2 separate regions of the Homo sapiens genome follow, and region 1 is linked to region 2. A link is an interaction called in ENCODE POLR2A ChIA-PET data of the cell type or tissue named here. Cell type or tissue: OCI-LY7. All regions are shown on one strand. Each heading gives the region's core, and the rest is flanking DNA. Links, peaks and the distances in the headings are about the cores only.

Region 1 (15,344 bases), core at 5,640-8,139, 200 kb after region 2:
AGAGCGTGGAGTGGGCTGCAATGTAGGTGATGGGGTGGAGAGTGGATAATAGAAAATGGGTTTTGAGATGATGAAAATCAGAGATGGCCAGGCTACCTGAGGGTGTCATCCATTCACAGAGGTGAGACAGGTAGGAGATTCTAGGTAGAAAAACAGCAAAATGAAATTCTGTGAGATTAAAAAAGAGTAAAGAGTTTGGAAGGTGGGAAGCAGGCCCTTGAGAAAACTCTGAGCTGGTAGAATTCTGGATATAAGCCCCGTCCATGGTGTTCCTTTGAACTTGATCATGAGCTTGGATGGAATCACTGAAAGCACCAAACTGATATGGACTCCCCAAATCTACTGAGGCTTCCAGCATTCTTCCAGAATCCGGATTTGAACTGTGGGTTTTCCTTTTGTGGTTCTTTTTCCATCTTTCATCCCCATCCCAGTAAGATTCATTTTTGAGTGCTAGATATTCTTCCTCTGCAATGTCTCTCTACTCTGGCCTCCAAATCATACATCTCCCCTTTTTTTCTCCTCTTGCCAACCGCTGTCTAGATTCCTTGCACCTTCTGTTTCTAGTCAGTTTAGAAATGTTAAAAAAAAAAGCTTTTCTCATAGTTTTTCTACTCTTGGCAGAGTAGACCTGGCCAGAAGCCAGTAGTAGCAATGTGCATGAAGATTTTATATATATATATATATATATATGTAATAATGAAGTGAAACACTGATCCAACCTTGGAAAATAACTTCCCTAAAAATTTAAATTTATAATCTAGGCCAAGATGTTGATTGCTGTTTATTTTCTCTGAGCCAGACATAGTGGCTACAAGTTGCTTGGCTGTCCAAAGGTTCTCACAAGGCATGATAGCCATGCCTCAGGCCCCCTGCAGAGTAGATTTAATTAGGGTAAATGATACTCATGTTTTGGCCTGGAGACCTTTGCTGTGGTCCATTTGCCCCACCGTGAGGTTGGGAATCACCCATGCTGGGCCACTCATGTGCTTCTGTCAGTTAACTCTGAATTTCACACATGCTTAGTTGCGTGAACCCTCAGAAAAGTGACCTCTTTCTTCCTTCATCTTGACCACCTGGGATCACCTGTGGTTTTGAGACACTGTGTTTATACCATTCACAAGTTGGCCATCCCTTGTCTCTTCGACATTATTAAGTTTTTCAAGGACAAACCCTCCATTTTGTGGTAGATACAGCTGCTTTCGACAAAGAAGAGTCTGGAAACAGGGTCTTGTCAAAATTCAGTTCAGATGTGTGGCTGTGTTTACTCTAGCTTTGGTCAGGTGGCAGCAATATGTCTGTTGAGAACAACGGAGCTACCAGTCATGTCAGCACCCACTCCTAGGCCCCTGCTCACATAATTAAACTATTCATTCACCCTCATATCCTCACACTCAAGAAATGTAAAAGCCCATTGGGGCATTTGTTAATAATGGCTCTTTCTGGGTCCTACTGTAAAGGAAGAGGTGTCTCCGATTATCATGTGAGGAGAAGAAGCCACGACATGTGCTGTCACTGAAGCCATGAGAGGTGGGGAAGATGGCAACACGGCTGGCCCCTCTCAGCCCACCTGAGACTGAGCTGGGTAGGGTGGGCGACATGGGAGGCAGGCAGCTTAGAGGCTTGCAGGAGGCAGCTTAGAGGCTGGTAACACAGTGGTGCATTGGTTCCTGTTGATTGTCCCAGACCTGGGTGTGACTGAGGTAGAAGAAAGACACAGCCCTGGGTCCCTGACTCCTTCTGTTCTGGGATTTCCCCTGATAGTGGTTATTACCAGGTACCACCTCTTCTAGGGGAGTGTTTGGAAATGTGAAAGGGGCATTTTAGTTACCATGTGCGGGCACTGGCATGACAGGCTGAGCATAGAGGCTAAAACTCAGCGAGACCCAGTATAGTGGCACCAACAGGAAATCCTCCTGCTGGGATGTGTCCCTTTGAGAAACATGCAGATCTCAAGGCCTCCCAAGGAGGACAGACTCTGAGGCAGGTCTGAATTTAAACATGGCGTCTCGCCCCTGCCTTTGCCTGACTGAAGGGCATTCTCTGTGGGGGCACAGAGCTCTCTGCAGCTGAAAAGAAGGCCTACGGCTCAGCATTTCAGGAGTGGGCACTGCTCCAGTATTAGCTAGGAACACAAAGTGCCTGTAGAGGTTTGAAAAAGACTGCAGGCACTGGCAAAACAAGCCCCCGCAGGTGATGAGACCCATCCTTCACTGTCACCAGAGCAAAGAATGTAGTTCAGTTACTTCCCTAAGAGGAGCACGAGGTTCTCTGGCAGGATTCAAGATGAGACTGGTGTTAGAGGGATGGATGGGAAACAGTATTAGTTTACTACACCACCCCTGACCCCCAGAAAACAAAGGTATCCCCAGAGATAGAAGTTCATTCAGCTTCTAGAAGGCTCTAAATGTTTGCACAACTTGGTTCTTCTCTCCCAGGCACTAACCTCTACTCCTGCCCAGTTGTTGGTCTGTCAGTCTCTTTCCTCGAACCAGAGCAATAACATTTTGACAGTGTTTAGAGCCAAGCTTGGAAACAAAGGTAGACAAGTTTCTGGCTTCACTTTCTGAATTTCTTTCTCTTTCCCTCGCGCAAGGTAAGAGCAGAGCCTGCCAACAGTTTGCTAATTGTCTCCAAGTGAAAAGATTGTTTAATTCAGAAGAGATTTTAGACTCCCAGGGGCATGACACCCGTCATTTCACAATGGAGAATTATTTTTGTGGTATTTATTTTATGATTCCTGACCCTTGTTCTAGATCTTGCTGGTGTGTTTTCATTTAAAATGTATTAACTGAGACTTGGCATAGGCACTTGGCTCCATTAAGCTCTACAACAGCTTAATCCAGATTTTATTATATTGGGACTTGAGTATACAAACTTTAAGATGAGAGGAAGCTTAAGGATAAATAGAGTAATTTTAATACTTACTATGCATTTAACTCTTTTGGTTCCCTCTAGGCAATTTTCTGGAGTGTTTGTGACTGGACTTTAACATTTCCAAAATGTGGCGACAGTGACTGTTAAGTCTTCCCAAAGACGAGGGTTCCTGGGAGCCCCAGGGTAAGTGGCAGACTAAGGTGAGCATTTAGGGTCATGATTGCTTTAGGTCAACAGCCATGCATTGGGCCTGTCTAGTGGATGCAGAGCCCTGCCAGGCATCACGGAGAAGGCAGCCTTGACTCTCCTCTGGGCTCCAGGACATTAATATTTAACTGCCTCCTTGCCAGCTCTGTTTGCTGCTCTCCCAAACTCCTCAACATTAACACTTCCAAAGTGGATCTCCTGACCTTCCCCTCAAACCTGACCCTCCAGTGTATTCCCCTTACAAAAACAAAATCACTGTCCACCTATTTTAGTTGCTCCTGCAGTAATATCTCCTGCACTACAACCAGAGCCTGTTGGCTCCTCCTTCTCAGTATGTCTGCAATCTGTCTACTTCTCTCCATCTCAACTGCCCTGCCAGGTCCAGCACCAACAGTTCTCACCTAGAGTCTCCCACTCCCCATTAGCCTCCTACCTGTCTTCTCACATCCATTTGTGGCCTCCACTTCTGCAGCTAGAGTGATCTCCTCTAAGTAGAAACCAAATCAGCCTACAACCTTGCCCCAAACCCATCAATGGATTCCCACTGCACTTGGCTTAAAATGGAAGTGTTCACACTTCCTGAAGACCCTGTGGATCTACCCCTCTTTACCTTCCAGCTCCTTGCATGCCCTTGTCTCCACTTCTTACTGGGCTCAGTCAGACCCCACCAGTCCCCAAATCATTCCCTGGCTAAGGCTCCTTCATCTTTCAGGCTATTTCCTCTGTGAGGCCTTTCCTGATCCCCTCCTAACCTAACTGAGGCCTCTGTTATACTCTTTCATAGCACCCTGTGCTTCTTTTCCAACCTCCATGGTTCTTCTTTCCCACACACAAACCCTCTACTCCTGCCCAGTTGTTGGTCTGTCAGTCTCCTGTACAATCACGGTGTGTACTTTTATATTTATTGTTGTAATTGTGAATTTAACACCTGTCCCTTCCATCAGACTCTAAGTTCCTTAAAGGTCGAGGCCCTATCTGTTTTGCTCAGAACTAGAAATTCAGCAACTGGAACAGTGCCTGGTACATCCTCAATAAATATTGGTTGAATCCATAAATTTAAAAATGGAATGGTTACTGCTTTCAAGGAGTTGATGATCACTGCCCCCAGGAAAAACCCACTGAGCCTCACCCATGTCCACTCTAGATAAGGAGAAAAATAAATATCTGAAAAAACTCAAGAACTGCTCAAAGCATTGTGAAATAAAGTGAAAATCCATATCTTGGAAAATCCAGAGGACTTATCCAAAGTCTGGTGAGTCTAACCATGTTAAGGTCATGGACTGGCGGCAGGTGGGGAGAGAGGTACCTTTCTCAGAATGATCTTTTCATCCATAACCACAAATTTCAGAGAGCTGAGAAAAGGGCTGAGTGGAGAGGGAATCCACAGAAATGTGGGTGTTGGCCACCTAGCTAGGTCCTCTTCTGGGTCCTGTTGGAAGTCCTCTTGTTAATCCATTAAGGTCTATGCATTCGTGGTTCCAGGCATCCTGCTGGGGAAACCCCCAACCACACCCTCCAAGGAGATGCGGGTCTGCTCTCATTTCCTGTCCTCTCCAGATTTCTGGAGCCCCCAGGTTGAGTGTCATGGGGGAACTCCATGGATACTCAGCAGCTACTGGTAGGAAGTCCTTCTTCGTCTCCAGCTGACTGCTGGAGCTGAGCTCCTTTGGGCTGGGCTCCTTTTCCAGGAGGTAAAATAAAATGTGCTTACTTGTTCCTAGCTGCAATTGTTTAATTGACTTGTTTTCAAGTTTTCATGTGGGCCTAGAGAGCTCGTATGTGAAGGAAACTTTTAATAATGGGTTTGAAAACAATAGTTTATAGAAAATTAGAAAGAAAAATATAAAGATTGATGAGGGCCTTTTGCTTCATGGCTGCTGGCTTATTCTAAAGGGATTCAAAGAGTTCACACTTTAGGGCCATATCTGTCTGCTTTTCCCAAGAGCAAATACGATGCCACAAATTTAGGATGGTGGTTTGTGCTATAGACTGAATGTTTGTATCTCCCCAAATGTTTGTGTTGAAGCCCTAACTCTCAGTGTAATGGTCTTTGGAGGTGGGGCTTTTGTTGGGGGTGATTAGGTCATGAAGGTGACCCTCATGAATGGAATTAGTGCCCTTATGAGAAGAGACTCTGGAGGGTGCTCTTTCTCCTTCCTCCATGTGAGGACACAAGGAGGGGTTGGCAGTTTGCAGCCTGGAAGACAGCCCTCCCTAGGACGAGACCAGACTGTCACACCAATCTTAGACTTCCAGCCTCCAGAACTGTGCAAAATAAATGTCTGTTGTTCATAAGCTACCCAGTCCGTGACACTTTGTTACAGTAACCCAAAAGGACTAAGACAGTTTGTAAAACACTAAAGGGAGAGAACCAGGTATTCCAAAAAGATGCACAAAGTCTTTTTTTGGTCAACATTTTTAGTAATGAGCTATTCAGGGCAAAGCTTGACAAGCTAATGGAGAATCTAGATAGGCCCCTGGAGGCCCAGGCCTTGGCTTAATCCCCCCAGGGCCCACACTGAATAACAGGATAAACAGAAGTAAACAGAATAAACTTTTCCCCAGCCAGCTCCCAGGAGGGCAGCACATCTCCACTAGCTTCTTGAGCACCTTTTTGTTATGTTATGCTGCTGAAAACTGAAAGGGAATTGCTATGGTGTGGATACTAGTCCCCTTCAAACCTGATGTTAAAATTTGACCCCCAGTGTTGGAGGTGGATCCTAATGGGAGGTGTTTGGGTCATGGAGGTGGATCCCTTGTGAACAGGTTAATACCCTCCCCTGGGGGTAAGTGAGTTCTTTCTCTGTTAGTTCCCTCAAGAGCTGGCTATTGAAACATGCCTGGCACCTTCCCCCTTGCTTGCCGTCTGGCCATGTGATCTCTGCACAACAGGCTCCACTTTGCCTTCTGCTATGAGTGGAAACAGCCTGAGGCCCTTGCCAGAAGTAGAGCAGATGCTGGTGCCATGCTTCTTGTATAGCCTGCAGAACCATGAGCTAAATAAACCTTTCTTTATAATTTACCCAATCTCAGGAATTCCTTTATAGCAACACTGAACAGAAGAAGACAAGAATATTCTCAAGAGCTCTTCTAGCCTGACTCACTTCAAAAAGGAAGTGAAGAATAAGAAACACCTTGTATAGTTGGATCCAAAGAGGTTAAGTGTGTGACTTTTGGCAAGGTCACACAGCTAGCAAACAGCAGAGCTGATGCTAGAACCTGGCCACTTTGAAACCAGACCTGTGTTCTTAACTCCTACGTCATATCCTGCCACCAGTCTACCGTCCATGGTCCTCAGTATTTGGTGTTATGGTTCAGTGTTTCATTGTTGTGAAATCCCCTATTGTTTCTCTTCTTTTCCAACTACTCCCCACTTCCCACAACTCCCTAACAGTCCAATATGAAATAAAACTGGAGTAGCTTTCCTTTTAGAGAATGTTCTAACCTCTCAGTCTTCCACCCCACCTCCCTCCCTGCCCATCATAACAGTAATTGGAGACATGCTGGACTGTACATGTGCATGAATTGAGAGGTCTTGACACCAAGGTTGAGAAACTAAAGCATTTAGAACTTCATGACTGTTCCTCACACAAGACAATTCCCTTTCATTTGTTGTGCAAAAATGTGCCTGAAACATGGAACATAATCTTCCCTATTCCCAGAGATACTATGCTGGCCTTCTGTTAGCAGCATTATTTTCTTTGGAGCATCAAATACGTATACAGAAGGATTTAATTATGTTTTAGCAAATCTCAGTGAGAAAGATCTAGTACAAAAAGTCTATCTCATTTCAAGTAAAGGCCATATGCAAAAATTTTATCCAATTTTAAGTCATACAATCTTATTATATTTTAAGTGGTTTTATAAGTTGCTTAAAATGTTTTGGACAAAATGGTAGGCTGTTTAAGTAATAAAATATATGCGTGCACGCACACACAAATCTGAATTCACTGAGAGCAAATCTATAAAGGGTAAGGATACTGGAATTGAGAACACAGAACTAGAACCTAAAATAATATTTCTTCTTGTACTAGTGATAAAAGAATATGTGCTATTTTCCCACTGAAACAAAAGTAATGTTAATTACGGAGCCACATATAATGTGAAATGTGATCGTGCTTGTGATCTGCCTAAGTCACTACTCTACTTTCAAGGTAGGAGGATGAAAATTCTCAATCCCTTTCCCTCTCCATCTGCTGCATGTATTCTGTGAGAGTGTCAAGAACGATTTGATGTCTCACAGTTGTGTTTCTCCCTCTGGTGCTGCTCTGTGCGTTCCCTGAGAGGAAGCCACCTGCTTACTGTCTTCTCTAACTGTAGGGTTCACCCAGCTACCTCCCTTTCCCGAGAGTTCAAATGGGTAGATTCACAAATGGCACAGATGGAGAAACAAATTAACTTTAGTACAGATGCTGGCATCGATATTCCTGGGATTGAACTGCTTCCAAGCCAGAAATAATCCTCAAGCTTTCAAAACTGGAAAATCAGATGCAATTTACTCTCCTTGTCAGATGGCTGGATGTGGTACAATGCCCACTGGAAAGACCAATGGGAAAAGTGTGAGCCATTCAGGTGGCTTGGATATGAATAGCTTTAAAATTAGGCACACTATTGTGTCACTAGGATTTTCTACTAAGCTATCAGATGATTTTTTTTTGAATTTGAAATATGGACAACTGATTGGATTCTGAGCCCAAAACGAATTGTCTCTAAAAGCCAATTGGTTTATGCATTTATTCAATAAACACTTATTGCATATATGCTAGGTGATATAGGGCAACGAGAAGTAAGACATGATCCTTACACTCACTGCACAGTGACTCATGTGGGAGATGAGTGTGGACACAGATGGCTATGCTACCTTTTGATAATGTGCTGTGATTGTCCCCACCTGGGGAGGAAGGGCAGTTTCCTGGCTGTTAGGAGCTTAATTGTGGGTCCCCCTCAAATTTATATGATGAAGCCTCAATCCACAGCACCTGAGACTGTAACTATATTTGGAGATAGAGCCTTGAATAAGGCAATTAAGTTAAAATGAGATGGTTGGGGTGGGCCCTTATCCCATCTGACTGGTATCCTTACAAGAAGAGGAAATTTGAACACATGAAGAGACAGCAGGGGTGTGAACACACAGAGGAAAAAGACCATGTGAGGACATAGTGAGAAGGCGGCCATCTGCAAACCAAGGAGAGAGACCTCGGAAGAGACCAACCCTGGCAACACCTTGATCTTGATTTCCAGACTCCAGAAGTGTGAGACAATACATTTCTGCTGTCTAGGCCACCTGGTCTGTCGTATTTTGTTACGGAAGCTTGAGCAGACTGATACACCTGGACTCACCCCCCTCCATCTCATTACCTATTGCTTTATTTTATTTTTGTTTCAGTATGTGTTGCTATTTGAAATTATGGTGTTTCTATTCCATTTCTTTCCAGTAGAATACCAACTCCACAAGGGCAGGGACTTAGCTTTATTCACCACTCATTCCCAGTCTCTGGAATAGTGGAATAGTGCCTAGCACATTGTAGGTGCTCAACAAAAAGGTGTTATGAGCAAAGGGTTGTGGCAGTGGCAAGGAGGGGGAGATTTCCTGGGGCAAAAGGATGGTGGTGTGGGCTGGAGGGAAGAAGCCTTCCCTAAGAAGAGGCGTCTGGATGGTTGAGTCTCGCCGGGCAGAGAAAGTGAAGCAAACGCATCCCTGGAAGAAGAGACAACGTGAGCAAAAGCTCAAAGGTGTGAAAATGACGTCAGATGGAAAAGTAGGTCACTGAGACGGGATTTTAGGTGAGCCGGGGGTGGGGCAGGAGAGGAAACTTCAGGGAGAAAGGTTGGGCCAGATTATGAAAAGGTCTAGCTCCTGTACAAAGTGAAAAATGATGTGGATTCACCAAGCTGTCAGAAGGATAATGGCATCCTTTCTGTGACTATATGGAATACATACATCTATTCTACTATAAGGGATTTATTTATATCTATATTCCATATAGTCACATATAGTATATATTTACATCTATATTCCAAATAGTCACATATATAGTATATATGTGTAACTATATAGTATATATGTATACATGTAAATAAACTGTCTGTGTGTGCACTGTGTGCACATGTGCCTGTGTGTGTACAATACATGTTCACTGAGCATTTCACACACGGTAAATAACTAGGGAAATTAGTTCCCTTGTCATAGTATGTCAAGGAATTTATCCTACAGTGCTTAAAGGACCCCATGAGGTATTTAACAAGCGGAGGGGATAATTTTGAAAAGCACCAGAGAAAATACGGAGGACGGATCAGGCAAGAACCTGTAACAGGAAGGCCAGGTCAGGGGTGGGAAGTCACAGGTGCTAATGCCCAACTTAAGGCAATGCCAATTTGGAGAGGCAGGAAAGCCTCCATTCAAGGGATATTGAGCCAGTCGAGGCATAGGTCTTAGTATCCATGCAGATGTAGGGAGTAAAGGAGAAAGGAACCAAGGATGTCTTTAAAATGCCTTGCCTTTCACCATGTTTATTGTCATTGACATTATAAGATATATCTGGTCTTTGTTTGCTTGTTTGTTTTGTTAACTGCCTTCTTGAGGCCTTTGGTGACTTTTCTCTCTATTGTATTTCATGAATACATGGCTAAAACTGTACCTAGCTGATATTAAATATGCAATCAGTATTTACGACTGAATTAATGAATGAGTGGAAATGTTCTTTGACCTAGATAAGGAATGCAGGAGAAATATCAAGTTTGGGTAAAGAGGTATGAAAGAAAGCAGAAAAATAAAGATCCAGGAGGTGACGCCCATGGGCCATTTTGCACCTGGAGACAAGTCAGGTTTTTGGCTGCAGATGCTAGAATCATGTTGGAGTCGTTAATATGTTGTTGGTAGATGTGAATGAGATCACTCAGGGAAGAGACCCAGGTGGAGAATGAGAATATGCAGGAGACTGAGGCAGGAGGATTGTTTGAGCCTAGGAGTTGCAGGTTGCAGTGAGCTGTGATGGCACCACGCTCCAGCCTGTGTGACAGAGTGAGACCCTGGCTCAGCAAATAAAAAGAATGAAAATTGGGTGCACACAAATATGCAAAGGGGGTTAAAGGAGAGAGATGGAACCAAGGCAGGAGATGAAGAAGACTTGCTGGAAGTATCAAAGGAAAACCACCACAGCATGCTGCCCTAAACCATAGGAGGAGAACACTTCAAGGAGGGCAGTGTCAAATGACCATGAAATCCTGTGACACAATAGTTTTATGATCCAAATTTTGATGGAGAGATGCAGTGGTGTGTTAGAGCTATGTGCTAGGGCCGGCTTTCAAGAGCTGATTATTAACTTTTCAGGAATTTCATGAGCTATTATTAAATAAAATTTTGTAATTCGTTACAATTAAATTTTGATTAGATTAAAATTAAATTTTATAAGCTTACAATTAAATACATTGTATTAAAAACAATGATAATAAATATTCAAAACTCCTCATTTTCTAATGATTTTATTTCATTTTACTATTATCTATACTTTATTGTCCCTGTGTGTAAATACTACATGATGCTTGTGCTGTTGATTACGCACCTCTTCTCCTCTGTATTCGGTGATGTCATGTTGGTAGCTTGAACTCAACCATGATAGGAGTATTTAAACCACGGCAATTGGCAAAGGCTGTAAGTCAGAGCTCTTCTTTCCAGAGAGCTGGTTGTTAAACATTTACTGGCACACCACTGTCCGAAGGGAAAAGGAAAGATCCAGTGTAAGTTTCATTTAGATTAAGGACAACGGAGTAAGAAGCCACTGGAGATGGCAGTGGAGGAGCTAGCGACAGATGGAACCCTGATGAAGCAGGACTCAGAGGAGGTGGTGGGCTGAGTCCCAGAGCCTGGACGTAGGGAGGGCTCATTGTACACAGATATGGCAGAAGTTCCATCTAAGTATGTAACAAAATAATGAGACTTTTTAGTCATACACTCAGAGAATATTTGGTCTTCCATTTAGTCCACTGCCCTTAGTAACATTTTAAAATTCCCTTTAAAAATTTGTCTTTGACTGTATGACCATATTGCCATCTCGGCGAGACAGACCAGCAGCCTGTTTATCTCACGTAAACCCTCTTCCTTAGCAAATTGTTGGACAGGCAATTCTTTTTTGTGTTCCTTGCACCTCAAGATAATTGTGGCAGGCTAGACTGCTTCAATATGGGCAATTTCAATGGAATATCTGCAGATCCAATTTACATGGCACTAAATAGTTTCATAAGTACCTAGGACAAGTTAAAAGAGGGAACTTTTTCTCAACCTTTTAAAGCCTCGCTTTTGATAAACATACAAAGCTCACATTCTTTAAAAATATTATTTGAGCTTCAAATTCAACTATACATAATCACACACACACACACACACACACACACAATTGGGCGAAACACTACACTGTTTTTAAATTATGCATGCCTCCACCTTCTAGCATTGCCTCTCCCTTCTCAGGAGAGTGTGCAGCCTACAAGTTGAGAATAGTAGGATTTATAAACTAAGCAATGAAGGTCAAACAGGCCCATCTAAAAGGCAAGTGAAATAAAAGCTGAGGAATTGCAGTAACTGAACTGCTACATCCCCAGTTCTTTACATCACACACTCTCCTATGGAGGCAGGAAATGCTGTCTTTCACTCTGTGCATTGCTATGTTTTCTCCTCTTGCCATTTAAAATGATTTTGCATGATACTCCTCAGATTGCATAATCATCTCTATAACTGTCATTCCTAGTGACCACTTAATATTCCATTATATTAATAGAGTACAGTCTGCCTAAGCCATTTCCTCACAGTTGGGTACCTGGGCTGTTTCTAATTATTCATTTTACTATATGGGAGGGCTCAACACATCTTTTTACAGATATTTTTGTTTCCTTGGAATTATTCCTTGGGACATGTTTCTCCAATAGCCCTACTAGGTCAAAGAGTAGGATAATTTTTATGACATGTCACATATTGCAAAATTGCTCTTGAAATGATTTCTTTTTTCAATTTATGGTGCCGCCAGCAAAGTTGAGTGTGTCTTCTTCCCCAAAGCCCTGTCAACAAACAATTTTGTCATTTTTATTCATTTCCCCTGTTGTTCTCCTGATTGTAGCACAATCCATGTAGCTAAGGAGATGCAATCAGGGAAAAAAATCTTCCCCTAATTAAAGCCTGGTGCAGCAATATGTGGGTGGTTTTAATATATATCATAAAGAGTTAAGAAACATTCTATCATTCAAGAACAAAAATGAAAAAAACATAGGGTTTTTTTGGGTTGTCCTTATAAAGGGTTAGGAACAAAAGAAAGAACATACATAAGACTACACAAACAGGGAAATGATGAGAAGCATTGTATAAAATAAAACAAGAATGTAAATATTCTTGCTTTATTTTCAGCACTTCATGAAGCAAAAGCATTACTGGAATTACTAAATCTGAAAAAGCTAAGCTGTAGAGTAAGCCTTGTCTTTGTTATTTCTGTTAAATATGTTAAATTAAACACGATATATGGGGTATTATCTTTCTCTCCATTTGGCTTGAAATCTGCTTTCTCTCTCAATAGACATAATCCAAAATAAGAGCAATGAAAGCGCTATTGAACTGGATTTTGCATTTTTAAGAGTGTTCATTATTTATATAGTAATCCCTAAAGACCTCGTGTGGTACCTCTGGTGTTTGTAACGGACAATGGATGTATACAGCACATTCCTTCAAGAGGACTGCTGTATTCATACTTTATTATTTTTGGACATTTAAAAAAGATTTCCTCTAAAGGAACGAGACTTGTGTTTTTAGGTTTCATGGAGAATTTTCTAAAAGGAAACAACTGCAATCAAGGTAGCTACCAGATTATTTCACAAATTGCAATTTTATATTCCTAGGGTAGAAAAAATATCTCTAAGGCTGCATATATTGTACTCTCCTTTTAGTTGCTTATTAGACTTTTAACTTCTATGATCTCAAGCTTTTAAATTGTTGACTATTGAGAAGTTTCTGGAACACGTTTAGTGCGGCGAGATTTCCCAACACACATTTTTACTGACTGGGTGCCCCTCCTTGGAACAAAGAGCCTGTGCCTCCATAGCACAGTGAGGTACAACATTGAGGCACCTTCCAGGTAACCCAGGCCAGAAGAACAGCTTCTGCCCCAAGTAGTGGACTTGGTTTATCTTCATGAGGTGGAATTAAATTCCATTACTTTTTCTCTGATGTTCAGGTCAGCTCCTTCTCTTGACAGCAACTCTCCATATTGGGAGTGTTTATGCCTTGGAAATTGGCAAATGCTACTAATCAAGTCCTTCACCCACCAAGAGAGGGTTGCTGAACGTTTACCAGCACACCGCTGTAAATTCCATTACTCTTTCTTTCTGAGAAATGACTTATTTTTCTCTGTTTTAGCCTAGCTAACATCCCTGTCTGAGAGAGGAGAACTTATTTTTCCCTATTTTAGCTTAGCCAACAACCCTAATGCATTGGACATACACTTCCCTTTGGGAAATGGCCCCATCTTGGTCTCTGAGACCTTTTCTCTAGTTCTTCTACCCTCTGGGGACTTCTTATCTGGAAACATTTGTGGCTCTTCTTCCTCCTGCCTTCAGATGCCAGTGTGTGCCAAGCTTAAGCCTTCTTTTCTGTGTGTCTTTCTCCAGAGAGCTCATGCATCTCAAGGCTTCTGCCAGCTCTGGACTGAAACCCCAAAATGGACATTTCCAATCACATTCCTCTCCCACAGGCTCCAACCTTGTATCTCCTGACAGTTGTCCACAGTGTCACTGCTGTAGACCTTTCCCCTGGTGCATCTCCCTGGCCATTGCCTCCCATGCAGCAGATTTGAGAACTCATCTTCCTTCCCAGGATGTTCAGGTCAGCTCCTTCTCTCAGCAGCAACTCCCCTCTCAGCCAACCAGACTTACCTCCTGCACCTTTAATGGGCCCTTCTCTGAATTCCCAAAGCTGGGTGCCATATTGTGCTGGGTTTACTTAAAGATATCCCTCATGTTAGTCTCCCCATCTCCACCCAATCTGTCACCCCAATTTTAAGCTCCTCTTCCTGCCCCGCCTTTGAGTGCACACTCCTTCCCCAGTCTGTCCTGTGCACCCCCCTCCAGCTTCCTGAAACATCATGGCAGCTCCATGCTTGGGGGCTCTCAATCCTACTACATTCCCTCTACACCAGGTTCCTTGTCTTTCTTGGTCTTTATGATCTGGCTCTATGAAGTGAATGTTATTTCCCTCAAACCTCCTGCATGAATCATTCCCGTGGGACGGTTTTCCTGTTTTGAATCTGGGCCATAATCATGTGCAGGAACTCTCTCTCATACAGGCTCTCAAGAGCCTGTGCTAAAATTTTCAGGAAGCTTGTGAGCCAGTTGGTAAACACAGTTGTCATTATACAGTAAATGATATAAACTTACAATTAAATAAATTAGGTTTAAAAAGTTAATAAATACTTAAAACTCATAGCTTCCAAATAGTTTTACCATTATCTGTGCTCCTGAGATCATGCACGGCTGTTGTATCTTAATGGTGGAAATACTCTATGATGGTTTGCTAATGCCCATCCCTTCCAACTACCCATTCCGTGATGTCATGCTGGTCACTTGAGATTAGCCATATTGGGAGTGTTTATGCCTTGGAAATTGGCAAATGCTACTAATCAAGTCCCTCACCCACCAAGAGAGGGTTGCTGAACCTTTACCGGCACACTGCTGTACTATGCATGCCTTATACATATCCTGTCTCTGGGATTTTGTTCTTTTTTTCCTCCTATCAGGCATAGCTTCACCTTTTTCCTTGACATAATATTTTTACTGATCTATTAATATCCAGTTAAGTCTCTCCTTTTCCATGACACTTCCTCTAACGGTAGTCACTTTAATTGGTCTGTTTTCCATCCAAACCCCTTTATTGTTTATATCATGAACCACAAAACCTAGCCCTTCATAGTATGTTTCCCATTAATTCGTTTTAAATGATTGATCCAATCTCTCGTTATTTCATTACGTTTCTTATAGTGAGTGACATGCCCAGTGCTGGTTGCAGTTCTGGCCCAAACCATTTATTACTATTTCACATATTTGGGGGGTTTCTGCAAATACACTTATAAACCATGGGAAGCCACCAATCACTGTACTTCAACATCGCTTTTGGGCCCTAGCACAATGCTGAGCCACTAACAGGAGATGAGCATATATTTGTAAATCGACATGAAGCTCCGTAAATACCAGGTGCTTAAGGAACAGTGATGGTGACTATGGCTGAATTTCAG
Region 2 (15,344 bases), core at 7,784-10,283:
CGTGGTGGCACGCGCCTGTAATCCCAGCTACTTGGGAGGCTGAGGCAAGAGAATCACTTGAACCTGGAAGGTGGAGGTTGCAGTGAGCCGAGATCATGTCACTGCACTCCAGCCTGGCAACAGGGCGAGACTCTGTCTCAAAAACAAAACAAAACCGAACAAAAACCCTGCAATAAGGACAATTTTTATTAAGTGTTGGTGCTGTATTCATATTTTCTCATGTAATCCTCCTAAGTCTCCAAGCACCTCAGTACCGTCATCATTCCCAACTCACTGATGAGGAAGTTGGGCTTAAGGGGGGCCTGCCCAGGCCGGGTGCAGTGGCTCACTGTAATCCCAGCCTGTAATCCCAGCACTTTGGGAAGCCAAAGTGGGCGGATCACCTGAGGTCAGGAGCACTTTGGGAGGCCGAAGTGAGGGGATCACTTGGGGTGAGGAATTCGAGACTGGCCTGGCCCAGATGGTGAAATCCCATTTCTAATAAAAAATGCAAAAATTAGCTGGGCGTGGTGGCAGGCACCTGTAATCCCAGCTACTTGGGAGGCTGAGGCAGGAGAATTGCTTGAACCCGGGAGGCAGAGGTTGTGGTGAGCCGGGATCGTGCCACTGCACTCCAGCCTGGGTGACAGAGTGAGACTCCATATCAAAAAAAAAAAAAAAAAAAAGAAAGAGGGGCTTCCCAAATCACTCCAGCTAATGTGGAGGCTGCTCTCCCACCTCCAAGAATGCCTCCTCCTCCCGTTATGATGTTTTCTTCATAGCATTTATCACTCTCTGAGATTTCCACTTATTTATGTGTTTACAGTCAGCCTTTTCCCACTAGAATAGAAGCCTTAAGAGTAGAGGGACTTTAATTTTTTCACTGCCATATTCCCTGTGCCAAAATGATGCCTGGCACATAGTTGGCATTCAATAAAAATCTGGCCCAGTGAACTTCATGCTACTCTGAAAAGTTTATTAAATGTATCCAAGGTGACCAAGACATTAACCTGCATTTATAATGAACTATATAAATAAATGTAGTCAACAAATATTTTATTAACTCAAAAGTAAGAATGATCTGTGTTATCTTCACATGGTTTGTTTACCAAATACAGACCATATACCAGTCGTTTTTAGGCACCGGTGATAAAAACACCCAGGTCCTTATCTTAAGGGGCTCATAAATGTGTGTGTGTGTGTGTATGTGTGTGTAGGAAGTGGGTGGGAAAGGGAATATAAGCAAGTAAACAGTGTCACTACACTGTGTGGTCAATACAATTATGGAGGTAAACACAGGTGCTGGTGACATAGGGGAAGGGCAGGTAGATCTGAAGGGGGATGAGGAAGGGTGTTGGCAAAGCTTTCGAGAGGAGCTGAGAATACAGTTGAGTTGGGAAGAACAAATAGTGATTATCCAAAGAAAGAATAGGGAAGCGTAAATAGGGCTGGAGAAGCAACTTGTTCTGGGTAGGGAAGCACCATGCTTCGGGAGCTGCAGGGTCGTGAGTTTAACGGTGGAGAATACAGCTGGGATGTGGTGAGGGATCAATCTCGGTGTGCATGGTGCAGCCCTTCGTAGATGACCCTGATATCAGTGGACATCACTTACCCATGTCTGCTTTATTTTCCAGTGGGTTCCCAGTGCTAGTGTGGTGCCTGTCAGATGGAAGGCCCTCAGTAAATATTTCCTGAATGAGTGAATGAATGAATGGATTTGGAATGTTACCCCCAGTACCCCTCGTTCCAGGAGGCAGTTAGAGTTTTACGTAAACAGAAATGTGATCTGATCAACATGCTGTTTGAGAAGGACCACTCTGGGAGCCCGAGAGTAGAAGAGGGAAGACCCGGGTCAGTGAGGCAGGTAAACAAGTGCGTGTGGGAGTGCATTTGAGGGCTGTGGAGTGAGGTGGGTGGCAAGGAAGGAATGGATTTGAGAGCTCCTTGGTGACCTACTGGATGGAAGTAAGAAATAAGGTCACCTCTAGGAGGTTTTCTGATTTCTGGTACAAGGCCTGGGTATGTGGTGGGGCCATTCACAGGACATGAGACTGGAGGTGGCGCAGCCTAAAGGCAAGATACTGGGTTCAGCTGACACCTGGAACACCCAGGTAGAAATGTCTAATGATCAGCCAAAACCTGGGCCTGGGGCCAGGAGACAGGTCTGGGCTGGAAGAAGGTCTGGACATCAGCAGGGTCTGGGCAGTGCTGGAAACCAGACAGTAGGAGGAGAGCACTCAGAGAGGGAGCCCTGTGGGGTGGGCACAGCAGTGGTCTTGGGGGCAGATGGAAGGAATCGGCAGAGGTGACCCAAAGCTGGCTAGCTGGTGGCAGTGGAACCAGTTATGGTTTGGGGGGGTGGAACAAGTTATGGTTTGGGGGAATCAATGGCAGCTGCAAGAGGACCTTGTCATTTTCACCTGCAATAGTGAAAGAATGCCCAGGTTGGAAGCTGAAAAAATAAAATCCAAGATAGAATGAGGTGGGAGGAATGGGCTGAGGCAGGCAGCTTGGAACCAAGAAGGAAGTGGATGCTGGAACTCCCTTTTTATATGGTTCCCTGGGCGAAGTGCAGGGTGAGGTGGCTTTCAGGAACCATTGGGATGAGGCGGTTTCTGCCTTTGAGTAACTTTCCATGCCACCACCCAGGAGATTAGAGCTTCTTCTTCTTTTTTTTTTTTTTTTTTTTTTTTCTGAGACAGAGTCTCGCTCTGTTGCCCAGGCTGGAGAGCAGTGGTGTGATCTCGGTGCACTGCAACCTCCACCTCCCTGGTTCAGGCAATTCCCCTGCCTCAGCCTCCCGAGTAGCTGGGATTACAGGCACATGTCACCATGTCTGGCTAGTTTTCTGTATTTTTAATAGAGACAGGGTTTCACTATGTTGGCCAGACTGGTCCTGAACTCCTGACCTCAGGCAATCCACCCACCTCGGCCTCCCAAAGTGCTGGGATTACAGGAGTGAGCCCTGTGCCCGGCCAGAGCTTCTTTTAAAAATATGTGCCTGGGGTCCTGGCCTTCACCTGTACTTTGCCTGTAATTTTCCACCTCTTGGTCTTTACTGTATAGCACTTGAGCAATCAGCTGTTCAGGGTGGTACAGCTGGAGGCACCATATGCACTTCGGCAATTACATGTCTAGACTCATTACTTACTTTCTTTTGGCACTGATTCCACATGATTCGGGCATTTCCAATCATCCCTAGTTCCACTTCTTAGATCTTCTGACCTCCTGGCCTAGCCCTGGAGAAATTTTATTGCAGTGTTTCGGGTACTGAGAACACAGGATCCTTGCTGGCCTCAGTTTCCCGTAGCTCTGATTTTTTTTTTTTTTTTGAGATGGAGTCTCGCTCTGTCCCCCAAGCTGGACTGCAGTGTGTGATTTCAGCTCACTGCAACCTCCGCCTCCCAGGTTTAAGCAATTCTCCTGACTCAGCCTCCTGAGTAGCTGGGACTACAGGTCTGCACCACCATGTCTGGCTAATTTTTTTGTATTTTTAGTAGAGATAGGGCTTCACCATATTGGCCAGGCTGGTCTCAAACCCCTGATCTCAGGTGATCCTCCTGCCTGGGCCTCCCAAAGTGCTGGGATTACAGGCGTGAGCCACCGAGCCTGGCCCCCTAGCTCTGATTCTAACCCGAGGCCTGCTCAGCACTGCTGATGCCCTATTTGGAAAAAAAACATTTGGCAATGGACCCAAGAAGCCATCAGTTTCAAGAAATTCCGCTTTGGAAGGCCAAGCAAAGGAAGCATTCCTAAATGCAGAAAAAGCCAGAGAACAAAGATGTTCATCTAGGGATTTGCTATACAAATGAAGAGTGAAAAAGTGTCACCTGAAACATCCAAGAGCAGGGGAAAGATTAAATGGACACCGGCATTTCCTGGAGTAGGATATAACACAGCAAGTCTAAATAACAGTTATGAATGTTAGTTAAAAACATTGACAAGCTCATGATTAGATATCAATGAAAAAATGGAATATAAAATTATATGTACCGTCTGATTAAATAACACATATCCATAAAAGTTTAGAAAGAAACCTCTAAAGTGTCAACAGTGGCTCAGCTTGGATTGTGGGATTATGGGCATTTTTTTGTTTCCTGAATTTTCCGTAGTAAGGTTACAGTAATCTTACAATAGCAAAATACAAATAACAATCTTTTAAAACCCTGAAGCCTAATTTGACAGGTACCTCCTCTTCTCAATTGTCCCTCAAGCATGGGCTGTCCCTGTCCTGTCCCCAGCCTGGCCTTCCTGCTCCCTATGACTCGATTCCTCCTCTTGGCTTATCTATTGATCTGGGGAGGTTTTACAGAGGCTAGCCAGAAGCTTGTGGGCACAGCCTCCTGGGCGGAACCAGACCCCCTCCCTGGGGTAGGGCAGCCAAGGCTCTCTGGTTTTGTTTTTGTGTGTGTGTGTTTTTGTTTTATTTTGTTTTTTTTTGAGACAGAGTCTCACTTTGTCACCCAGGCTGGAGTGCAGTGGCAAGATCTCTGCAACCTCTGCCTCCCGGGTTCAAGCAATTCTCATGCCTCAGCCTCCTGAATAGCTGGGATGACAGACATGTGCCACCACACCTGGCTAATTTTTGTATTTTTAGTAGAGATGGGGTTTTGCCATGTTGGCCAGGCTGGTCTCTAACTCCTGGCCTCAAGTGATCTGTCTGCCTCAGCCTCCCAAAGTGCTGGGATTACAGGTGTGAGCCACCGCGCCCCACCTCAGGGGTGTTGACTTTTAAAATGTGGGAAGAAGACAATTAAATGAGGGCTTTAAAGCTTTACATGCAGTGAGCAAGGAAGCTTCTGGAAAGCATTTGAGGCCCATTTCCCACGACTTGTCCCTGACAGTAGCTATGAAAATCCCGGGGTGGGGCTCATGGGAGTGAGGTATGCATCCTCTTGTGGGACGCTCTGGCTGAGCAGCGCAGGCCAAGAGACTTCCAGGCCACAAGGAAATAACACCATCAAGACCGGAGCGATGGCATCACGGGTATCCCCTCAGGAAAAACTCAGAAGCTGGCACAGAGGGGCACGCTGGCTGAGGTGGGGTAAGCTTCCTGGTACTCGGGAGGTCTGCTAACAAGAGGACAGGAAAGGAGACTGGGACTGGATGGCGTGGTAAGATAGGGACCTGGGCACAGGGATGGGTCACCAGTGTGTGTTGTAGCTGCTCTAGGCAGGGTAAATATTTCCCACCTGAGGAGGGAGAAAAATGCCAGTGGTGTTGCAATGTTACTGTTTTGCACAGCTGCGGACCCAGAAAAGGAGAAGGACACCCTTTCCTGCCCTACTCTAGATTAGAAGATTCCCGCTGTCTTCTATTCCTCCCCAGCTGTTTGTGTTTCAGGCCTTCTGAGGGGGATCATGCTGAAGGCACCTCCAGGGAGAGAGGATGTGGGGGGAGCAGCAATGGCAGAGACCTATGTCCCAAATGGAACCCATGGCTCCAAGGCTGAGGCTCCTCAAGCCTCCAGCTAGACCCCCTTTTTCCTCATCTCCCTCCCTGGGAACTCAACCTAGCCAAAGGCTTCAGGTACCACCCTCAGAGGGGGCACAGAGGTTGATATCCCCAGTTAAGTGGGGACAGCCCACCATCTAGAGCAGGGGTGTCCAATCTTTTGGCTTCCCTGGGCCATACTGAAAGAAGAATTGTCTTGGGCCACACATAAAGCATGCTAACACTAACAATAGCTGATGAGTTTTTTAAAAAATTGCAAAATAAACTCATAGATTTTAAGAAAGTTTACGAATTTGTGTTGGACTGCATTCAAAGCCATACTGAGACATCCTGGGCCACACTCAAAGCCATCCTGGGCTGCATTCGACCCATGGGCCATGGGTTGGACAAGCTTGATCTAGAGGAAATTCCTACCTTATTCTGCCAGCAAATATCTATTCATCACCCTCTGTGTCAGGCATTGTATCAGGGGCCAGGACCTTACCATGATTAGACCAAGGCCCTGTTCTCTGGAGCTTACATTCTACTGAAGCCTCACGGCACTGCAAACCCATTATGTGCTGCAGGCTAACACTGATGGAGCCGGGCACTGTGTTAGAGCCAAATTAGAGCTCCTTACATCCCTTCTGCTCATTAGGATCTGCTTCTTCTCAGCTCCTGGAGTGCCACTGAGCCTTCAAGTGGAGTCAGGTTTCCCCAGCTGTGGAAAGAGGGGACATCTGGGGAATAAGAGTCAAGCAGAGCTTGGTGATCTGAATCAATTTTTCTTTTAAAGCATTGGGCCTTTGTAGCAATAATGGCAAACCGCTATTAAGCACTTCCCACACTGCAGGCTGCACTGTACTTTCCGTGTATTGTGTGTGGTATATTGGACACGACCCTATGCCTTAGGTCTGATTATGTTACAGATGAGGAAACTGAACCACAGAGTTCAGTTACTTGTTCAAGGGTACACAGTCATTGGACACAGGCGGTCTGGCTTTGGCTCCATGCTCTTGACCACCAAGCTGTACTGCTGCCAACTAGCCACCTTTGGTGAGACCTGCTCTGCCTACAATTCTCTTGGATAGTTCTTCTCTTGGAAGCAAGAATTTGTATGCCATCACTGTACTCTCGTGGATTCAGATGGATCTGAAGATGGATGTCAAGTGAGATTCCTCCTCCTGATCAGAGATGGTGGTATCTGCTGTCACTTGAACTTGGCATGTGTGTCCTCAGGATACCTGGGCTATGGGCTAGCCATCTTCCATGGTGGGCATGTAGAGGCAGAGAGTGCTTGTCTCCAAACAGACAAGATGGCATGGGGAGGGTGGGGTGATGTCAGACACTTCATGAGCAGAGCAGAGACAAGATACATGTAGTCCCAGAGAAACCAAGGATGTCTTGTCTAGTTCCCCAGGAGCCCTGGATGTACGTTCTGTTACTGGATTCTAGGATGCACTCTTGAGTCCTTTGATACATCCTTGTTTTTACTTTTTTAATGTAATAATTACAAAATGATGGCCAATGAGATTGGCGAAAATATAAAGAGTGTTGCAAATAGCACTCATTCAACGAATCCTAATCTTTCAGCAAAGAGATTAGCCTGGTGTGTGTATGTATGGGTGAAAGTGTGCATGTATTTGTAGGATCTGCCCACTCAAATCAGGTGATGAAAAGTTGACAGAGGTTTCAATTAAGATTGACATAAGGTGAAATTTGAAAGCCACCCAGAAAACACATGATACACTGTTATGAAACTAAATCCCAGGGCAAAGATGTGGGCACAGAGGGACTCTCTTGACACAGCTGACAAGTTCCAACTCTACTATTCCAACTCCAGTATTCATGGCTGCTCAGGCAAAATCATTCTGGAAGTACAAAGCACCTGTGTCCAGATTTGGTGTTTACTTCTCTACCAAGAACTTGAATTTGTAACTGAGTCAAGGTCCTGAATCTGCCACCAGTAGACTCAGTTCACTGGAGACAGCAACTCTCTTCCCCTCAGTTGGGTAAGGGACTTTGCAACCCTGGGAAAATGTAGAGACTAGTGTAGAATCAATGAGGAGCAGAATCAAAACCAGAATACTATCATATTTTACTGATTCTAAGGTGCACAGTGTTTTACATTTTACCATCTTGGGAATTAGAATGCATTTTACAATCGATGGCATCAGGCCACGCACAGTGGCTCACACCTGTAATCTCAGCAGTTTGGGAGGCTGAAGCAGGTGGATCGCCCAAGGTCAGGAGTTTGAGACCAGCCCGGTCAACATGGCAAAACCCTGTCTCTACTAAAAATACAAAAATTAGCTGGGCATGGGGTGGGCACCCTATAATGCCAGCTACTCAGGAGGCTGAGGCAGAAGAATAGCTTGAATCTGGGGGGTGCGGCATGGAGGTTGCAGTGAACCGAGGCTGTGCCACTTCACTCTGGCCTGGCAAAAGAGTGAAACTCTGTCTGGAAAAAAAAAAAAAAAGAAAAGAAAGAAATCAATGGCACCATATGATTATAAATGGTGATCTAAAATAAAAGTTGAAAATTTCCAAAAAATTATAAATGTTTGTGTTTTTTCTACCTTAGTGATATCCTAAAAAAAAAGTTGAATCTTATATCTTAGATTCAACAAAATATAGCACTCTGCTTTAGTTAGTTTAACTGTCTCTCCCAAAAAAAGTGTGATGAAAACTTAATTCCCAATACAACAGTGTTGTGAGGTGGGGCCTAATGAGAGGGTGATTCAATATGAGAATCAATAAAATATGACAATACTCTGGTTTTGATTCTGCCCTCATGAATGGATTAATGCTATTATTGTGGGAGTGGGTTCCTTACAAAAGGATGAGTTTGGCCCCCCCTTGGCCTCTGTCTTGCCCTTCCACTTTTTGCCATGGGATAACACAGCAAGAAGGCCCTTGCCAGGTGCTATCTTCTTGATCTTGGACTTCCCAGTTTCCAGAACTGTGAGAAATAAATTTCTATTCATTATAAATTACCTAGTCTGTGGCATTCTGTTATAGCAGCAAAAAATGGAGGAAGACACACTCTTTTTGTGGTAAGGTTAGGAATAATTTTTAAATCATCACTATAATCTTTTGGTTATTTAAAGAGATTGGAACATGGAAGAAAATCTAACATAGTAGACAGCCTGGCATATTACACTTGCAATTTTAATTTGAAACATTTAAGAGGATATAATTAATTGAATTTGTAGACAGTCTTTGGAAGTTGTATTATTGGGGTACAATCTAACCACAAAATGTAATGGCTCAAAGATGATAGAAGTTTATTTCATTTTTTGTTAACAGTCAGTAGTGAAATGGTCCAGAGCTGGAGGCCAAGCAGCCTTGTGATTTGAGGTCTTCTAAGGAATTGGTTCCTTCTCTCCTTTGGTTCTCCCTTGGCCTAGGGTGTTATCTTCATAAGCATGGTTGATGGTGGCTCACTACCACATCAACGGGAAGTGGGAAAGAAGAAAGTCTATGGCAAGTGTCTTTAAGGAGATGCGCTCATTGTAGCACACATCATATCTGCTCATATTCCATTGGCCCAAACATAGTCACATGGTGACAGCCAGCTGCAAAGGAGCTTGGGAAATGTAGTCTGTGGTTGTGTGGTCATGCAACTAGTTAAAGCTTAAGGGTTTTAGCTAAAAGGAAAAGAGGGGAGAATTAACACTAGAAAACAGTCGATACTTATCCACCATGAAGCTTAAGAGAAGCTCATTCCCTAGATTTATTAAATTTCAATAATCGCTTAAAGGCTTAGAAAGATCTTGTCAGGTTTATGAGTTTGCCATATCAGGTTGAAGTGTTTTAGAGAATCAGATATATTTTAATTTCAAATGCACTAAAAATGTCTTAGGAAGTTTAATAAAGAACAGAAATTTATTGTCTCATAGTTCTGGAGTCTGGGAAGTCCAAGATCAAGATGCTGGAAGGTTCAGTTGTCTGGTGAGGGTTTGCTCTCTGCATTCAAGATGGTGCTTTTGAGTGCTGCATCCTCTGGAAGGAGGAATGCTGTGTCTTCACATGGTGGAAGGCAGAAGGGCAAGCAAGGTGTATTCACTCCATCAAGCCCTTTTAAAAGGGCACCTAATTCCATTCTAGATGGAGGAGCCCTCATGGCCTAATCATCTCTTAAAGGCCCCACCTTTTATCACATTGGCAACACATGAATTTTTCAAAGGACACATTCAAACCATAGCAGAACCTTTGGACAGGTTTCTATTACTTATGACCAAAAAACCCTGAGGAAGACAGTTTCTCCTCCAACCCCCTTATGTTTCTATGTGTCTCTGTGTCACAGAGCTCACAGCTACATTTCTAAAATTATGACAACTCTCAACACATGCATGAATGGAGGAGACACCCATGGTACCCATTGGTTGCCTGTCTAGCCTCCCCTTTGCTGCAAACTGTTTCTCCTTAGCTATAACCTCCCAAATTTGTAGGGTTCAGAGGTAGTTATTAGCAGCCACAGTGATATGATTTGATCTACTCTTTAGACCTGGCTGATTGGCCCAAGGGTGGACCAATGAACCAGTTTAGGCTAATCAAGTGCCAATTGAAGGAGAGCCTTGGAGTATCCCTTGGTGTTTAGAGGGATTATATGTAGACCAAGGAGCTGAGAATGGCTATCATCTATTGTGCAGATGGGAGAGCAGAGAAAAAGGGCCCTTTCAGAGAGAGAAGAAAGCTGACTGGCAGAGAAACAGAAAAAAAATGTGGAGAGCATCTTGGTTCTAGTCAGTTCCTGAGACTGTCAGCTGCATATTGCCTCGAGTCCTGGGAGACATCCGGTACACTTATAATAATTTATCTAGAGTCAGTTTCTACTATTTGTAACCCACAGAATTCTACCTAATACGCCTGAAAATATATTAAACTCATTGTGTAAAGCAATCTTGTGAGTTTTGTTTTCGAGAGAGCTACTTAGTTGTCTCAATTAGTGGAAAATTCCAGTGCAGATCTGACCTTTGGGTTTCAGAGTACAGGGACTGATCCAAGGCATGTGCCCTGGTAAGCCCAAAAAATCAAGCTTACCTAAAACTCAACTCTTTCAGTAACTCTAGCCTGATAATCACTGCAAAATACCCAACAATGACTGAGTGTTAGAAAGTTATAGGCAACTAACCATTTTTGACTTGTATAACATCTTATTATACTTAGAATAACTTATAGGGTGATATCCAAATTGCATTATATGGTCTATGGCATAGACTGCTAGTTTACCGTACTCTGCAACGTAAAGCTACATTTCCCAGCCTTTCTTGAAGGCAAGGCAGGTCCACAGGAAGGACAAAGTTCTGATCCATGGAATATGAGTGTAAGTGATGGGTTCAACTTCTGGGCCACTTCTTTAAAGGGAATTACTCAAGTCTTTTTTCTATTTTGCCATACTGTTCCTGGAATGTGAACATGGTGCTGGGAGCGGAACAGCCATAAAGAACCATGAGATTTAAGCCATGTCTTGTAAATAGACAGCAAGCTGGAAAAAGCCTGAGTCCCATGCCCTGGTTACATTCAGATCTTTCCACGAGAGACAAAGTCTTGTTTAAGTCACTGTTACTTTGACTTTTGTTTCAGTAGCTGAACCAGTACCCTGGCTATAATATAGTCTTTGCATGGGAAAACAAAAAAGGAATGACTTTTATTGAGTCACAAATGGTCTAAATGTGGGCAGTTGTGCACTCTTGGAAAAAGCACCCAGGCTGCAGAAACAACTTAGCCCATGTGAGATGAGGAGTACCCATCTCACAAGGTGGAGGAACAAGGGAACATTTAGCCCAGAGAAGGGAGGGCTCAGGATAGACTATAAAACTGTCTTCAGACACAGGAGCTCATGTGACAGAGGGAGTAGACTTGTGCCATACGGCCCCAGGGGTCTGAACTAAGACCAATAGGTTATGCAGGAAACTGAAGTGCTATGACCCAAAGAGTTCTGTCAGTCAGGGTTCTTGGCTATGAGCTACAGAAACAGACTCTGTGTAAAGCAAAAAAGAAATTTATTGAAATGATATTTGGGGGAATCACAGAATGGACTAGAGACCAGGGGACTGGCCAGGAGCCAAAAGCACTCTGGAGGGCTGGTAACCAGGAAGATTGGAAGCCACAGGCATGGAGCAGCAACGGTCTGGCCAACATCATGAGTGACTCTAACTGTTCCTCATGTTGTCCACTCAGGATTCAAAAGCATGGGGGAAGAGTCTGATTGGCCGCAGTTGAATGTCTTCCCTTCCTTGACTAAATGTAGGGTAGGAAAGGGGAAAATTTGGCTCTGTTGACTCTGGTATGAGAGTCAGGCACCACCTCCAAGAGGAACCAAGATGCTATGAGACAAATGTCCTGTGCTACCTGCAAAGATGCTTTTGAAGCCCATGAATCTGTGACCAGTGGCTCAGAATTGGGAAGGACTTGTCTATTCAACAGTTAGCTCCTTTCCTACTTCCCTCACATGCGCACACACTCTGCTGAATGATTCTGGTGATGAAAGGCTGACTATCTCCCAAGTTCTTCCTCATGTGAAGATGAAATCAAGGCTGGGAGTTTAGACACTGCCTGGCGCTTAAGTCCCTCCCACTTTGGTCTCACTTTTGTAGAGTTGAGTCCCGTGATTCTCTTACTGAAAACTTTCCTCCTGTCAAACTTATTCACCCCATGTCACCACCCTCTGACCCCACCAAAACATCTTGTGCTCATTCTCTTTCCTCTTATTTGTAAAATGTTATCCATTCTTCACATTCCAGCTTAAGTCCCACATCATACATGAAACATTCCTGAACCATCCCAGTTCAAAGTAATCCCTCTCTGGAAATTTTTGCCCTTAATCTTGATTAGACAGTTAATCACACTCTTTTTTATATGTTTTCTATTTTTTAGAATAGATATTTCAATCTTGTTAGGACAATTTAACTGTAAACACATTTATATCTTCTCTTGCTACCTAGATTTCTTACGCATCTTTGCATCTCCTGTAAACTATTTCTTATACTTCTTTGCATCTCCTGTAGAACTTAATGGGACTTTTTGTTTGTTTTGTCTTAATTGACTTGAATACCAGAAGTGGGTGTGATCTTGATCCTTTTATCCAGGAATTTGGGGAAGGGGAAACAGAGGAAGATGAAGATAGATGTACATCAGACAAACCAAAATGACTTTCCTCTGAGCATAATGATGTGAATGACTTATATTTTTACAGTTTTGAGGTATAATTGATGTATAATAAACCATACATATTTAATGTATACAACTTGATATGTGTATATATAATCCATGAAACCATTGCCCTAATCGAGATAATAAATATATCCATCACGCCCTCAGTTTCCTTATGCCACTTCATAATCTCTCTACTTCATTCTGACCCCAAGCAGCCATTGATTCATTTTATGTCACTATAAGTTTGTATTTTCTAGAATTGTATATAAATAGAACCATTTAGTATGTACTCTTTTCTGTCTGGCTTCTTTCACTAAGCATAATTATTTTGAGATTCATCCATATTGTTGAATATATCAACAGTTCATTCCTTCTATTGCTGAGCAGAATTTCATTGTATAGGTATATCACAATTTGTTTTTCCATTCACCTGTTGATGGTTATTTGAGTTGTTTCAGTTATTGACTATTACAAACAAAGCTGCTGTGCACATTTGTGTACAAGTGTTTGTGCGGGCACATGCTTTCATTCATCTTAGATAAATATCTAGGAGTACAATGGCTGGTCACATGGTAGGTCTGTGTATAACATTGCAAGAAATTACCGAAATGATCACACAATGTACATTCCCATAAGCAGTGCATGTTTCAGTTGCTCCATCTTCCCACCAGCACTTGGTGTTTTGAGTCTTTCTAATTTTAGCCATTCTAATAGGTATGCAGTGGTATTTCATTCCAGTTTTAATTTGTATTTTCTTAATAACTGATGTTGAAGATCTTTTCATGTGCTTATTGGCCCATCTTTGATGAAGTGTCTGTTCATTTAAAATGTTTAAAAAATGGGTTGTTTTCTGTTTTCTTTTACTGGGTCTCTTTTCAACCATGGCTGATGATCACGAGGGCATTCTCCCATGTAGATCAACAGAACCATGTCCAGTCAGTCCCAGCAACAGGGGGTGGCATGAGCCTCACAGATGGCTGGACTTTGAGATGACACCTGCATGTTGACTGTCTTACCAGGAAGTGTTGCCTGGCAGTGTCATGACACTTAGGTGGGGACCCAGTGAAGGTTTTGGGACTGACCCCCTCCTCTTGGTTAAAGCCCCGAATTAAGAGACTATTAGAGAAATAAGAGTTACTACCTCAGCTCCTCAGAAGATGATCATGTTGCTATGAAGACTGATGAAAATAAAACATCCAAGAAGAAATGCTAATGAATTGAAGTGTAATAGAAGCCTTACATTAGGAGCTGTGGAAATACCAAAGGTGCATGTGGCCAGAACAAAGGCTAGTTGGTCAAGAATGTTTCTGGAGAAGAAACCCAAGACCGTAGTTGACACTGGCCCCATGAGCTGCCCCTCACACATCTCAGCAGTCGCCAAGCCCTGTGGTTCTGGTCTCCACCGCTCCTCTCTGCAGCCACCACAACGCCCTCCTCTGCATTCCAGAGCAGGCACGCTTGCCCCCTTTGAAGCCTTCTGGGCCTCATCTCCTTCTGTCCTTTCATCTCCAGCCTTAAAACTCCATGCTGAGTGGGCCTGGCTCACCCAGCTCTCCCCGCCTGGCCCTGAGGACTGCCCCCCAGTTGATTTTGCGGGGTCCTCCCGAGGACCTTTGTTTAGCGCCTGGCCAGGGAGGCCCAGCCCCTGGAGACCCCTGCCCACCGCAGCAGTCTCTGGTGCCTGGCCTTTGTTCCCTTTACTAAATCTAAAATGCTTCCACATGTGTTCTTCTGATTTTGCAGTCGTGGAGAAAGAACATGAGGCTGTTTAATACCTCCAATTTCATTGACATTTAACATTAAGAACACTTGTGGGCCTGTTGGGGGACACTTTACAATCTTGTTATTAGGAAAAACTCTTTCAGCAAGCAGTGATGCAAGCAGTATTTTGTCTTTTTAAAGTCATAAGAGTTTTTAAAAAAATTCTCTCTTTCTTAAAAAAGATATTGTAGTAGAAGAATATCTCTCAAAAACATCCCATAATTTTTTTTTGGCAGGATAGGGTGAGATGGGGCTGGGAATAAGAGAACATGAGATTTAGGCAATCTTTCCTTTACCTTTTTTCTTATAAGTAGAGCCCAAGTTGAACCACACCCCCACCGTTGATGAAAGTTAGAAAAATAATCATGAAATTGGTGGATTAAAAGAAAGAAAATGTTTAAAGAGCTCTCCAAATGTCCGCCCTAAGAAGTTCCATACAGTATTCCATTGTGCAAGGAACACAACCAATAGCACTTACAAGCTGACAGAGTTAGAGAGGTACAAATTAGCCTATGTAGCACCTGGGGGCTTATGGAGAAGAAAAAGAAGAATCAAAGCAAATGGGCATGGCCAAGAAGGTCTGAAAGGTGGGTGAGGGTGAGTGTAGGGGGATCAGGAAATACCAGCGGTTTCACTGATAAAAGTTACAAACGAAATACATTTGAAATGTGACTTGCATTTGGGCCATTGGCTGAGGAACACAGATACATACAGGGCAGCAAGGCAAATAAATGGGGTTTTACAGGCCCAGGTCCTAGGAGTCAGTTAGGGAACAATCCCAGGACTTAGTGATGCAAAATTGGGGAGTTGGAGTATACTTTACCATGAATGGAGGCTCACTTTTATCTAGGAGAAGATGACAGGCTGATGAGAGTGATGACTGACAGCTTAACAGATGATTTGGTGCTACCTTGGGATCACTGTCTCCATTAACTGGAAACAGTCACATTTCGCCACTTTCTGGGGGCAGTATTTAGAGACACAAGGTTACCTAAGCAGAATGATGATTT

The links. ChIA-PET counts read pairs that join two places held together with the same protein. Peaks named below come from ENCODE experiments on the same cell type or tissue, not always from the same donor. Only the 100,000 strongest peaks of a DNase experiment are listed, where the experiment ranks them.
Region 1: POLR2A ChIA-PET joins it to region 2 with 5 read pairs; 4 of 35 experiments call an interaction of 5 or more read pairs at or near these places.

The regions. Positions count from the first base shown.
Region 1 is chr21:34,259,865-34,275,208 of GRCh38, forward strand. No RefSeq gene overlaps it. Among named protein-coding and RNA genes, the nearest start is that of LINC00310, 87 kb to the left of the region's middle. In OCI-LY7, for the core only: no CTCF peak of the experiment used is centred there; no DNase peak of the experiment used is centred there.
Region 2 is chr21:34,053,219-34,068,562 of GRCh38, forward strand. No RefSeq gene overlaps it. Among named protein-coding and RNA genes, the nearest start is that of MRPS6, 13 kb to the right of the region's middle. RefSeq lists an enhancer at 13,586-14,102 and a silencer at 14,859-14,960. In OCI-LY7, for the core only: no CTCF peak of the experiment used is centred there; a DNase peak (open chromatin) is centred at 8,973.